Regions from separate parts of the Homo sapiens genome. Here region 2 is linked to region 1. The links are chromatin contacts, found by Hi-C or POLR2A ChIA-PET in ENCODE. All regions are on one chromosome and are shown on one strand. The core of a region is the stretch at or near the end of the contact, and the rest is flanking DNA. Distances in the headings are between cores, read along the strand shown. Region 1 overlaps NACC1 (nucleus accumbens associated 1). Region 2 overlaps CACNA1A (calcium voltage-gated channel subunit alpha1 A).

Region 1 (5,547 bases), core at 2,864-5,363:
GGTGAAAACCCTTTCTGGAAGGGCCACACTCCCCATCCACTACTGCCCTTCCTAGATCTCAGCTCCAGTGTCACCCCTTCTGGGCAAGGTCAGGCACCCCAGTGTGTAGCACATTGATCTGTGTGACCAAGGATGAATGGCCCTGTCTCCTGCTGGACTGTGAGCTCCAGAGGCAGGGCTACTTTGTCACCATTGTGGCCTGCCCAGGCAGGGACCTGGCAAATATTTATTGAGTAGTTGTTGGGAAGTCATGGAAACCGTGTGCTGTGCCCTTGGGTCTCACCAGAAGATCTGCTCAGGCCCAGGGCCAGGACTAGGCACTGTCCTGGCCAGGAAGGTCCCAGCTGCCCTGTGGCCTCCTGCCCTTGTCCCCCACACCCTCAGGGGTGCTGATATGCTGAATTTTAAGGAGAGATGATTCTCATATGGTTTTCTGCCCTTGGGGAGTTTATAGTCAAGTGGGACTTAGTTTCCTCAGAGGTAAGCTTAAGGGCACTGTGGCCGGGGTGGGGCAGGAGAGGGACATCTTCTCTAGCCTGGAGAAGTGAGTAGCTGAGGGTGGAGGAAGAGGGTATTCCAGGCAGGGTGCACAGCTTGGGCAAAGGCCTCGCTGCAGTAGAGGAGGACCAGGCAGTGTGTTTGAGCCTGACTTAGGTGGGGATTTGGTGGGGACTAGAACCATTAGGTGGTTTAGAGACCTCAATCCTCGACTCCATCCCACCCCTGCTTCAGCCAGCAGGTGACCCTGCTAGGGACCTGCCAGCGAGAGACCCGTTTCCTCTGAGTCCAGTCATGCTAGCTCCCTTCCTGGGGCTAGCGTGGGTGAGGGCTTCTTGCAGGGGCCCACATAGTTTTTCTCCTGAGTCCATTGGGCAGGATTGGGCCGGATTGGGCCAATCACAGAGGGATGGAGGGGTTCCCAGAGATGGGTCTGCTCTGGCCCACACTGCAGCTCACCCCTGTCCACTCTGTGCGGGGGCCACTGGGGAACTAGACGAACAGCATTCAGGTCACTGTGGCTCACAGACCCGTCGCCCCACTCCGCTCGTCCCCAGCAGCATGGAGGGAGGGAGAGCTCCCGTGCGCTAATTGGCTGAGCTATTTGGACCAATTGCTAATCAAAGGCTCCAAAGCCCTGGGTGCTGTGGTGCTGGGCTCTGAAGCTGAGGTTCACAAGGTATGGGGGACCTCAGTCTGAGCATCAGGTTGGCTCTCATTCTCAGGAGGGGACCTGGGCCACCTTCCCAACCCCCACATCTCTGTTGCCTCCTATTATCCCCGTAACCTTTCAGTCTCCATTGCCAAATGGGGGGGTTCAAGACCAGCCTGGACAACATAGTGAGACCCTGTCTTTAAAAAAAAAAAAATTACCTGTGGCCGGTGCTGGGTGCTTGGTAAGGTCACCTTGAAGCAGTCCTGTGCCCGTTCTGCACTGTTTTGTTTGTTTGTTTGGTTGGCTGGTTGGTTGGTTGGTTTTGGTGGGGTAGTGGGGTCGGGGGATGTGGTTTTTTGTTTTTGCTTTTTTTGTTTTAGAGACAGGGTCTCGCTCTATGACCCAGGCTGAAATATAGTGGCACAATCATCACTCACTGCAGCCTCTAACTTTTTGGCTCAAGTGATCCTCCCACCTGAGCCTCCCAAGTAGCTGGGACTACAGGTGCAAGCCACCAAGCCCCACTAATTTTAAAATTTTTTGTAGAGATAGGGGTCTCACTATGTTGCCCAGACTGGTCTTGAACCCCTGGCTTCAGGGGCTCCTCCTGCTTCTGCCTCTCAGAGTGCTGTGATTACAGGCGTGAGCCACCGTGCCCAGCCTCTCTGCACTGTTCTTTAACACATTTACAAATATTTACTGAGCATCTATTTCATTCTAAAGAACTAATCTTGAATAAAACCAGCCAGAATGTTTGCCTTCATTGAGCTGACAGTGCCCTTGGAGGGGTTAACTGTACATACACCTCTTTTTTCTTTTCTTTTTTTTTTTTTTTTTTGAGATGGAGTATCACTCTGTTGCCCAGGCTGGAGTGTAGTGACTCGATCTCAGCTCACTGCAACCTCCACCTCCCAAGTTCAAGTGATTCTCGTGCCTCAGCCTCCTGAGTAGCTGGAACTACAGATGTGCACCACCACACCCGGCTAATTTTTGTATTTTTAGTAGAGACGGGGTTTCACCATGTTGGCCAAGCTGGTCTTGACCTCCTGACCTCAGGTGATCTGCCCGCCTCAGCCTCCCAATGTGCTGGGATTACAGGCGTGAGCCACCGCGCCTGGCCTGTACATATAACTCTTAAAATGCTGCCCTGACCCTGGGGCTCACTTTCAAAGATGTCCACACTCTGTAGGCCAGGACCCCACCTGTCCCATACCCTTCCTGGCAGCCCTGTCCCTGCTACATCGCCCTTCAGCTACACCAGCTTTCTTTGGGTCCCTGGACCACACCTGATACCTTCCCGCCCAGAAGTGTTATCTCTGTCCTGGCAGTTGCTCAACCTTTTATGGTCCCTACCACCAAGGCCATCTGCTTGGTTGACATACCCACCCCAACTGTAATTAAATCATCCCCGGTGTCTCCTCACTAGACAGCTCCACATAAGCACAGCTGGTCCTTTTAGGGCTGTGTCCCCAGCACCTCCCACAAAGGAGGATGCAGTTCATCAGGATGGGTTGGATGAACAGCCCATTTTACAGATGAATAAACTGAGGCACAGGCAGGTGCAGGATTTTGGCAGCACTGCACACCTGTCCTGGCTTTGTCCTCCTCCCTGGGGAATGAGCTTGGAGCACCCCTCTAGGAACTGGGATGCCAGCCTCTTCCCTTGACCATCTTGGTCCTTGTCATGTGGGCCCCAGTACCAGGGGTGGCTTTAATTTGGCTGCCCAGGGAGGTGGTTCAGGGCTGCCAGGACCCCTGAAGTAGGCTCTCTGGGCTCTGTCCTTTGCCCCCCAACATGGTGCCTGTTTCTCCTGCCTCTTCATGCAGAGTGGCCAGCTCCTGGCCCATTCAGCTCTGAGTTTGAGCTCCTGGGCGGAGATTTTTGTTGCCTTGTAACTGGGATTCCTAGATCCAGCCTCCACCCTCTGATTGCCCTAAGGAGGTTTTGGGGTTTTGTTTTGTTTTGTTTGTGTTTTCGTAGGATGGTGGCAGTGATTTTGAGGAGGGGAAGAGGAAGGAAGATACAAGCAAGGGAAGTCACAGGCTGTGGTGCCTAGGCAGACCCTGGTTTGAATCTTGGCCTTACCACTTTTTGCATGTAAGTGGTAGGGGCAGCAGATAGCTCAGGACATATCTTGGGTTTTTTTGTTTGTTTTTGTTTTGAGACATAGTCTCACTCTGTTGCCCAGGCTAGAGTGCAATGGCACAATCTTGACTCACTGCAACCTCCACCCTCCCGGGTTCAAGTGATTCTCCTGCCTCAGCCTCCCGAGTAGCTGGGATTACAGGCACCGGCCACCACACCCAGCTAATTTTTGTATTTTTAATAAAGATGGAGTTTCACCGTGTTTGCCAGGCTGGTCTCGAACTCCCGACCTCAGGTGATCCACCTGACTCGGCCTCCCAAAGTGCTGGGATTGGCCAGGTGTGGTGGCTCATGCCTGTAATCCTACACTTTGGGAGGCCAAGGCAGGTGGATCATTTGAGGTCAGTAGTTCAAGACCAGCCTGGCCTATGTGGTGAAACCGCATCTCTACTACAAGTACAAAAATTAGCCGGACATGGTGGCACACGCCTGTAGGCCCAGCTACTCAGGAGGCTGAGAATCACTTGACCCTGGGAGGCGGAGGTTGCAGTGAGCCGAGATGGCACCACTGCACTCCAGCCTGGGTAACAGAGCAAGACTCTGTCTTAAAAAAAAAAAAAAAAAAAAAAGTGCTGGGATTACAGGCTTGAGTCATCCCGCCCTTCAGGACATATCTTTTGAATTTTGAACCTGGTGAATGAATTTTTAGATGACCTCAGGACAGTCCTCAATTTCCACATGACCTCAGTTTTTCCAGCTTTGCAAGGGGAGTATGAAACCAGCCCTGAAGTCTTGCTAAGAGGATTCGGGGAGCTCATAGAAGTTGTGAGTTGGTTCCTCCATTCGCCTGGGTGTTGTAAGGGGCAGGGCCTGTGTCTTGCTTGTGGCCTGCCAGGGTAGCAGCTCAGTAAGTGAGATGGTATCTCACTGTGGTTAGGATTCACATTTCCCTGATGACTAGTAATGTTTCCGTGTAATTTCTTGAATGATCATTCAGTAACAATAAGTGTAGGTTGAGTTTGTAGAATCAGGTTGACCTCCTCAGCCTCGATTTCCAAATGGAGAAAGCAGAGATTTGGAGCTCCTGGTCAGAGGAGCAGGTCGGTGCTGGAGCCAGGACTCAACCTTAGGTTGTACCTCTGAGCCTTTGAACACTTGCCGTTTCTATTCCTCACAGCAGCCCTTTCAGACGGAACGGGTGTTACCAGATTAGGAGGAGAGTGGCCACTGTATTCTCAGTGCCCAGCCCAGGGAGGCAGATCTGAGTGGAGTTGCTAATGAAACATGGAAGGTGCTTGAGAGCTAACTGGAAGGGAGGGAAGGTGTGCATTCCTGCACCAGGGCCTTTGCATGTACTTGTTACTTTCTCCTGCTGGCCAGCTGGAGTGTCTGGAAAGATCTGCCTTACTCAGGGAAGCCTTCTCACTCGCACTCTGCCCAGTTAGGACCACTGCCCTCTAGAGACCCTATAGAATTACAGAGGAGGCCGGGCGTGATAGCTCACACCTGGAATCCCAGCACTCCAGCCTGGGCGACAGAGTGAGACTCCATCTCAAAAAAAAAAAAGAAAAAAGAATAAACCCCACACACCTTTGCCTTCCCTTTGCTTTCCCTCACCACACCCCCATTCTCCCCGCCTCCCAGCCCCTGGCAACCACTAATCTGCCTCCTGTCTGCGTGGATTTGCCTGTCCTGGACATTTCCTATAAATGGATCATACAATCTGTGGTCCTTTTGTTTGGCCTCTTTCTGTTGGAATAATCTTTTCCAGGGACATCCATGTTGTAGCATGTGTCAGAATTTCCTTTCTTTTTATAGCTGAATAATATCCCATTGTATGGACTGACCATGTTTAGTTGGCCCATCCATCCGCAGATGGACGTTTGGATTGTTTCCACCTTTGGGCTATTGTGAATAATGCTGCTGTGAACGTTTGTTTACAGGTTTTCAATGCAGGCAAATGTTTTCGTTTTTCCTGGGCATAAATTCCAGGAGTGGAATCGCTGGGTCATATGGTAACTCTCTTTAACCGTTTGAGGAACCGTCAGACTGTTCTCCATGGTGGCTGTGCCATTTGACATTCCCACAAGCAGTGGAAATGGGTTCTGGATTTCTCATCCTCACCAACTTTTTTGATTCCAGCCATCCTAGTGGGTGTGAGATGGTGTCTCATTGTGGTTAGGATTTGCATTTCCCTGATGATGTTTTCTTCTAATTTCCCTGATGACTAGAGATGTTTTCATGTAAGTTATTTATTTATTTATTTATTTTTGAGACAGTGTCTCTGTCTGTATCCCAGGCTGGAGTA
Region 2 (5,411 bases), core at 4-2,503, 83 kb after region 1:
TCCCTCCCCCTCCATCTGTCCTGGTGGATTGGATCCCAGGGCTGGGCTCAGCTCTTACACTTGTGAGGTGTGACCAGCAGGTCTAGCGTCTTCTGGGACAGATTGGGCCAAATCGCCATCATCTCCTTCCGCAGCTCAGCGTCCATCTGCTGTTTGTCGGCTCCTCCTGCAATGGGGGTGTAGACAGACCCTGACTGCCTGCCTGGGTGTCAGCTGGACTCTGGGTCAGCTGCAAAGCCATAGGCTCCCGAGAACGAGACCCCAATCTTTCTGGTCCCCATGGGGTCTCCAGTTCCCCAACGGCCTGGCCCAGAGGAGGCCCTGGGCAGTGCTGCTGGAATGACCTTGTGGGCTCTGGTTTTCGGTGGGGCCAGGACCATGGAGCAGCTGTGCAGGAGACAGCCCGGCATGGAGAACAGCTGGGCGACCTGGGTCCCAATCTTGTCTCCCAGTTATCGGCTGCATGACTTAGGTTACTCTACCACTTAGTAACTCAGTTTCTCCATCTGTGAAATGGAGATGATAGCAAGAGTACTTGCCTCACCTGGTTGTTGTGTGTGTGTGTGTGTGTTTTTTTTTTTTTTTTAGACAGAGTCTTGCTCTGTTGCCCAGGCTGGAGTGCAGTGGCACGAGCTTGGCTCACTGCAACCTCCGACTCCTGGGTTCAAGCAATTCTCCTGTCTCAGCTTCCCGAGTAGCTGGGATTACAGACATGCACCACCATGCCTGGCTAATTTTTTGTATTTTTAGTAGAGACGGAGTTTCACCATGTTGGTCAAGCTGGTCTCGAACTCCTAACCTCGGGTGATCCACACGCCTCGGCCTCCCAAAGTGCTGGGATTACAGGCGTAAGCCACCGCGCCTGGCTGGTTGTTTTTTTTTTGTTTTTTTTTTGAGATGGAGTTTCACTCTTGTTGCCCAGGCTGGAGTGCAATGGTGCAATCTCAGCTCACTGCAACCTCTGCCTCCTGGGTTCAAGCGATTCTCCTGCCTCAGCCTCCCGAGTAGCTGGGATTACAGGTGTGCACCACCACGCCCAACTAATTTTGTATTTTTAGTAGAGACGGGGTTTCACCATGTTGGCCAGGCTGGTCTCAAACTCCTGACCTCAGGTGATCCACCCTCCTCAGCCTCCCAAAGTGCTGGCGATTACATGCGTGAGCCACCGCGTCTGGCCTGTTTTTTTTTTTTTTTTGACAGAGTCTCTCTCTGTTCCCAGGCTGAAGTGCAGTCATGTGATCTCGACTCACTGTTACCTCCGCCTCCCAGGTTCAAGAGATTCTCCCGCTTCAGCTTCCTGAGTAGCTGGGACTACAGGCACGCACCACCATGCCTGGCTATCACCTGGTTGTTTGATGATCAAAGTAACGTGCGTGCAGCCTTGGGACAGTGTCTGCCATAGGATTATTACTGCAGTGACCCATCTGTTCAAGGCTGGGACGCCCTGGAGCATCCCCAACAGAGGAAGTTTTGGTTTTGGTTTTATTTTGATTTTTGAGACAGGGTTTTGCTCTGTCGCCCAGGCTAGAGTGCCGTGGCACAAACATAGCTCACTGCAGTCTCGACCTCCTGGGCTCAAGATCCTCCCACCTCAGCCTCCCAAAGTGCTGGAATTACAGATGAAAGCCACTGTGCGTGGCTCAGAGGAGGTCTTTTCCCCTTTCCCAAGTCTCCACTGCCACGGACATGCCCTTGGCCTGCAGCCAGTCCCTCGTCCCTCACCCCAGTCATGGGGTGAGTCATTAAAGCTCTCTGACGGTGTTTCCTGGCCCTCCTACCTGAGTACATGGGGGGGTTCCTCCTGTGGTTGGCAGGGCCATGTGATGAGTCCTTGCTAATGGGGTGTGCACCATGTAATGTGCCACTTTGGGGCCAGAGCATTTATTATTATTTTTATTATTGTTATTATTTTTGAGATGGAGTCTCGCTCTGTCACTCAGGCTGGAGTGCAATGGCATGATCTCGGCTCACTGCAACCTCCACCTTCAGAGTTCAAGCGATTCTCCTACCTCAGCCTCCTGAGTAGCTGGGATTACAGACATCTGCCTGGCTATTTTTATATTTTTGTAGAGACAGGGTTTCACCATGTTGGCCAGGCTGGTCTCGAACTCCTGACCTCAGGTGATCTGCCTGCCTCGGCCTCCCAAAGTGCTGGGATTACAGGCATGAGCCACTGTGCCTGGCCTATTATTTTTTTTAAAAATTTATCTATCTATCTATCTATCTATCTATCTATCTATCTATCTATCTATCTATCATCTATCTATCGATCGACAGGGACTTACTCTGTTGCCCAGGCTGTGGCACAATCTTTGTTCACCGAAGCCTTGAGCTCCTGGGCTCAAGCAATCCACATTCTGACAGTCAGAATGTCACTGTGGGCTGCTATTTGGATATGCTAACTGGGTTTACGTTTAATATGCTAATTGGTTCAGGCAGGTAGTTGGCTCTGCCCTCAATGCCTGGGGTGGGGGGCTTGAAAGAGGATAGGGTCCAGCCTGGTCAACATGGTGAAACCAGTCTCTAGTAAAAATGCAAAAATTAGCTGGGCGTGGTGGCGTGCGCCTGTAATCCCAACTACTCGGGAGGCTGAGGCATGAGAATCGCTTGAACCTGGGAGGTGGAGGCTGCAGTGGTGAGTTGAGACTGCGCCACTGCACTCCAGCCTGGGCGACAGAACGAGACTCCGTCTCAAAACAATACAAAACAAACAAAACCAAAACCAAAATAGAGATTCTTCTGGGCAGAGAGAACAGAGGGGTGGGTGGGAGAGAGAAACAGATGGACAGGGAAGAGAGAGAGAGAGACAGAGACAGAGAGAATGAGATGGACTTGCCCCCTTTCTCCCAGTCTCCAGCAATGAATGGTGACACCATTTTTGAGAATCTGAAGAATGAGGTTAATCTGTACCCCCTTTGCAGCCCCTTAGCCTGCTGGAAAGGAAGCTCAGTGTGCTTAGAAAGTGAGCTGAACTATGAAAAGAAAGCGCGTTATGTTCTCCTGAGACCCGCATCTGCTCAAAGGGCTGCCACTGTTATCACTCTTCCATTGTTGTCCCCACACCCTCTTGACCTTCCGTAACCCCGAGAGCCTGGCTCAGCTGTGGAACTCCAGGATGAGGCCTGGCACCCACTGAGGACAAGAGGTGGAGGGGCTCCTGGCTGAGAAATCTGGGGGATCATTGTCTTCAGGGAACTGAGTGGCATCTGGGGTACAAGTAACAACTGTGACAGCCAAATTCAGAGACATCTCCAGGAGTCTTTGAAACCCTCAGGAAGGGAATCCAGTAGGTGTCATAGAAGCTGGGGTGCTAAGCAGTAAGGACTAGCTCAGTAGGCTAGTGTTGTCCAAACCCTGCACATTCCGATGAAAGGACTGGCCCATTGACTTGCTCCTGGGAGGTGATCTCTAAGCCTTTGAAATGTCCTGCCTGAAGAGTGTCTTTATTTAGCAGGGGGCCTTGGGCCACACTGTATAGTTCATTCTTTTTTTTTTTTTTTTTTTTTTTTAAAAAAAAGAGATAGGGTCTCACTATGTTGCCTAGGCTGGTCTCGAACTCCTGGCCTCAAACGATCCTCCAGCCTCAGCCTCCCAAAGTGCTGGGATTATAGGCATGAGTCACTGTACCCGGCCAATACAGTTCATTCTATTTATTTATTTATTTTGAGATGGTGTTTTTGCTCTATTGCCCAGGCTGGAGTGCAATGGTGCGATCTTGGCTCACTGCAACCTCGGCCTCCTAGTTTCAAGTGATTCTCCTGCCTCAGCTTCCCCAGTAGCTGGGATTACAGCCGCCCGCCGCCACGCCTGGATAATTTTCCATACAGTTCATTCTAACAATGCGATTTATCGTTGGGGTCTTGGGCCACGTGGTATCAGTTTGACCTCTGGAGGGACTGGAGACTGAGTAACTACGTCAGCCCTGCCTATATGACAAACCCTCAATAAAAACCCTGGGGCACCAAGGCTCAGGTGAGCTTCCCTGGTTGGCAGTACACGGTGCGTGTTGTCACACACTGCAGGGAGAATTAAGCGTTGTCTGTGCAACTCCACTGGAGGCAGACAACTGGAAGCTCGCACCTGGTGTCTCCTGGACCCTTCCCCAGATGCCCTTCCTTTGCGCATTTTATGTTTTTGGAATTTGTTTGTTTGTTTGAGACAGAGTCTTGCTCTGTTGCCCAGGCTGGAGTGCAGTGGCGTGATCTTGGCTTAATGTAGCTCTATCTCCTGGGTTGAAAGGATTCTTGTGCCTCAGCCTCTGGAGTAGCTGGGACTACAGGTGTATGCCACCACACCTGGCTAATTTTCTTTTTGGACAGAGTTTTGATCTTGTCACACAGGCTGGAGTGCAATGGCACAGTCTCAGCTCACTGCAACCTCTGCCTCCCAGGGTCAAGCGATTCTCCTGCCTCAGCCTCCTGAGTAGTTGGGATTACAGGGGTCTGGCACCATGCCTAATTTTTGTATTTTTGGTAGAGACGGGGTTTCGCCATGTTGGCCAGGCTGGTCTCAAACTTGTGACCTCAAGTGATCTGCCCGCCTTGCCCTCCCAAAGTGCCAGGATTACAGGCGTAAGCCACCATGCCAGGCCCTTTGCAGATTTTTTTTTTTTTTTTTTTTCTAATAGAGTCTCACTCTGTCCAGCCTGGAGTGAAGTGGCGGGATCTCGGCTCACTGCAACCTCTGCCTCCTGGGCTCAAGTGATTCTCCTACCTTAGCCTTCCAAGTAGCTGGGATTACTGGCGCCAGCCACCACGCCTGGCTAATTTTTGTATTTTTAGTAGAGACAGGGTTTCACCATGTTGGTCAGGCTGGTCTTGAACTCGTGACCTCAAGTGATCTGCCTACCTCGCCCTCCCAAAGTGCTGGGATTACAGGCGTGAGCCACCGTGCCCGGCCCTTTGCAGATTTTAATCTATATTCTTTCACTGTAATAAACTGTGAGTATAAAAACTTTTCTCAGTTCTGAGTTCTTCCAGGGAATCACTGAACCTGTGGGTGGTTTTGGGACCCCTGAACACAGATTCTCAGAGTGCCACAGAAGCTGAGTTACGATGGCATTACATACAAAGAGTGGGGGTGTTGTTAGACCCGTTGTACAAACGAAGGAACTGTGGTAGGCAGAATTCAAAAGCTGCCCTTCTGCCAAGATTCTGTTTATTCAAACACTAATCTAGGGACCATTGCCCAGGCTATGAAGGGACTTTGCAGATATAATTAAAATACCGGAGGCCCGGTGCGGTGGCTCACGCCTGTAATCCCAGCACTTTGGGAGGCCGAGGTGGGCAGATCACGAGGTTGGGAGATCGAGACCATCCTGCTATCATGGTGAAACCCCGTTTCTACTAAAAATACAAAAAATTATCCGGGCGTGGTGGCACGCATCTGTAGTCCCACCTACTTGGGAGGCT

Evidence for each region. Hi-C counts contacts between places; a loop is a spot of excess contacts on that map. ChIA-PET counts read pairs that join two places held with the same protein, here RNA polymerase II (POLR2A). Pooled maps may share reads with other maps.
Region 2: POLR2A ChIA-PET joins it to region 1 with 10 read pairs in activated CD4-positive, alpha-beta T cell. The contact joins two enhancer-like sites. A Hi-C loop is called at or near these places in 5 of 50 pooled maps. POLR2A ChIA-PET finds 5 or more read pairs at or near these places in 10 of 52 experiments (B cell, CD4-positive, alpha-beta memory T cell, CD8-positive, alpha-beta memory T cell and 7 more).

What each region holds. Positions count from the first base shown.
Region 1 is chr19:13,128,563-13,134,109 of GRCh38, forward strand. The region is part of intron 1 of NACC1 (nucleus accumbens associated 1); the gene reads left to right. Among named protein-coding and RNA genes, the nearest start is that of NACC1, 13 kb to the left of the region's middle. Within about 2 kb of position 4,114, at least 2 of the 41 ENCODE cell types and tissues checked have a DNase peak (open chromatin) inside an H3K27ac peak, as active enhancers do.
Region 2 is chr19:13,214,443-13,219,853 of GRCh38, forward strand. It overlaps CACNA1A (calcium voltage-gated channel subunit alpha1 A), which reads right to left. Exons shown (of 47, transcript NM_001127222.2): 39 at 59-166. Among named protein-coding and RNA genes, the nearest start is that of IER2, 67 kb to the left of the region's middle. RefSeq lists a silencer at 1,159-1,359 and enhancers at 1,240-1,289, 1,410-1,779. Within about 2 kb of position 1,254, at least 5 of the 41 ENCODE cell types and tissues checked have a DNase peak (open chromatin) inside an H3K27ac peak, as active enhancers do.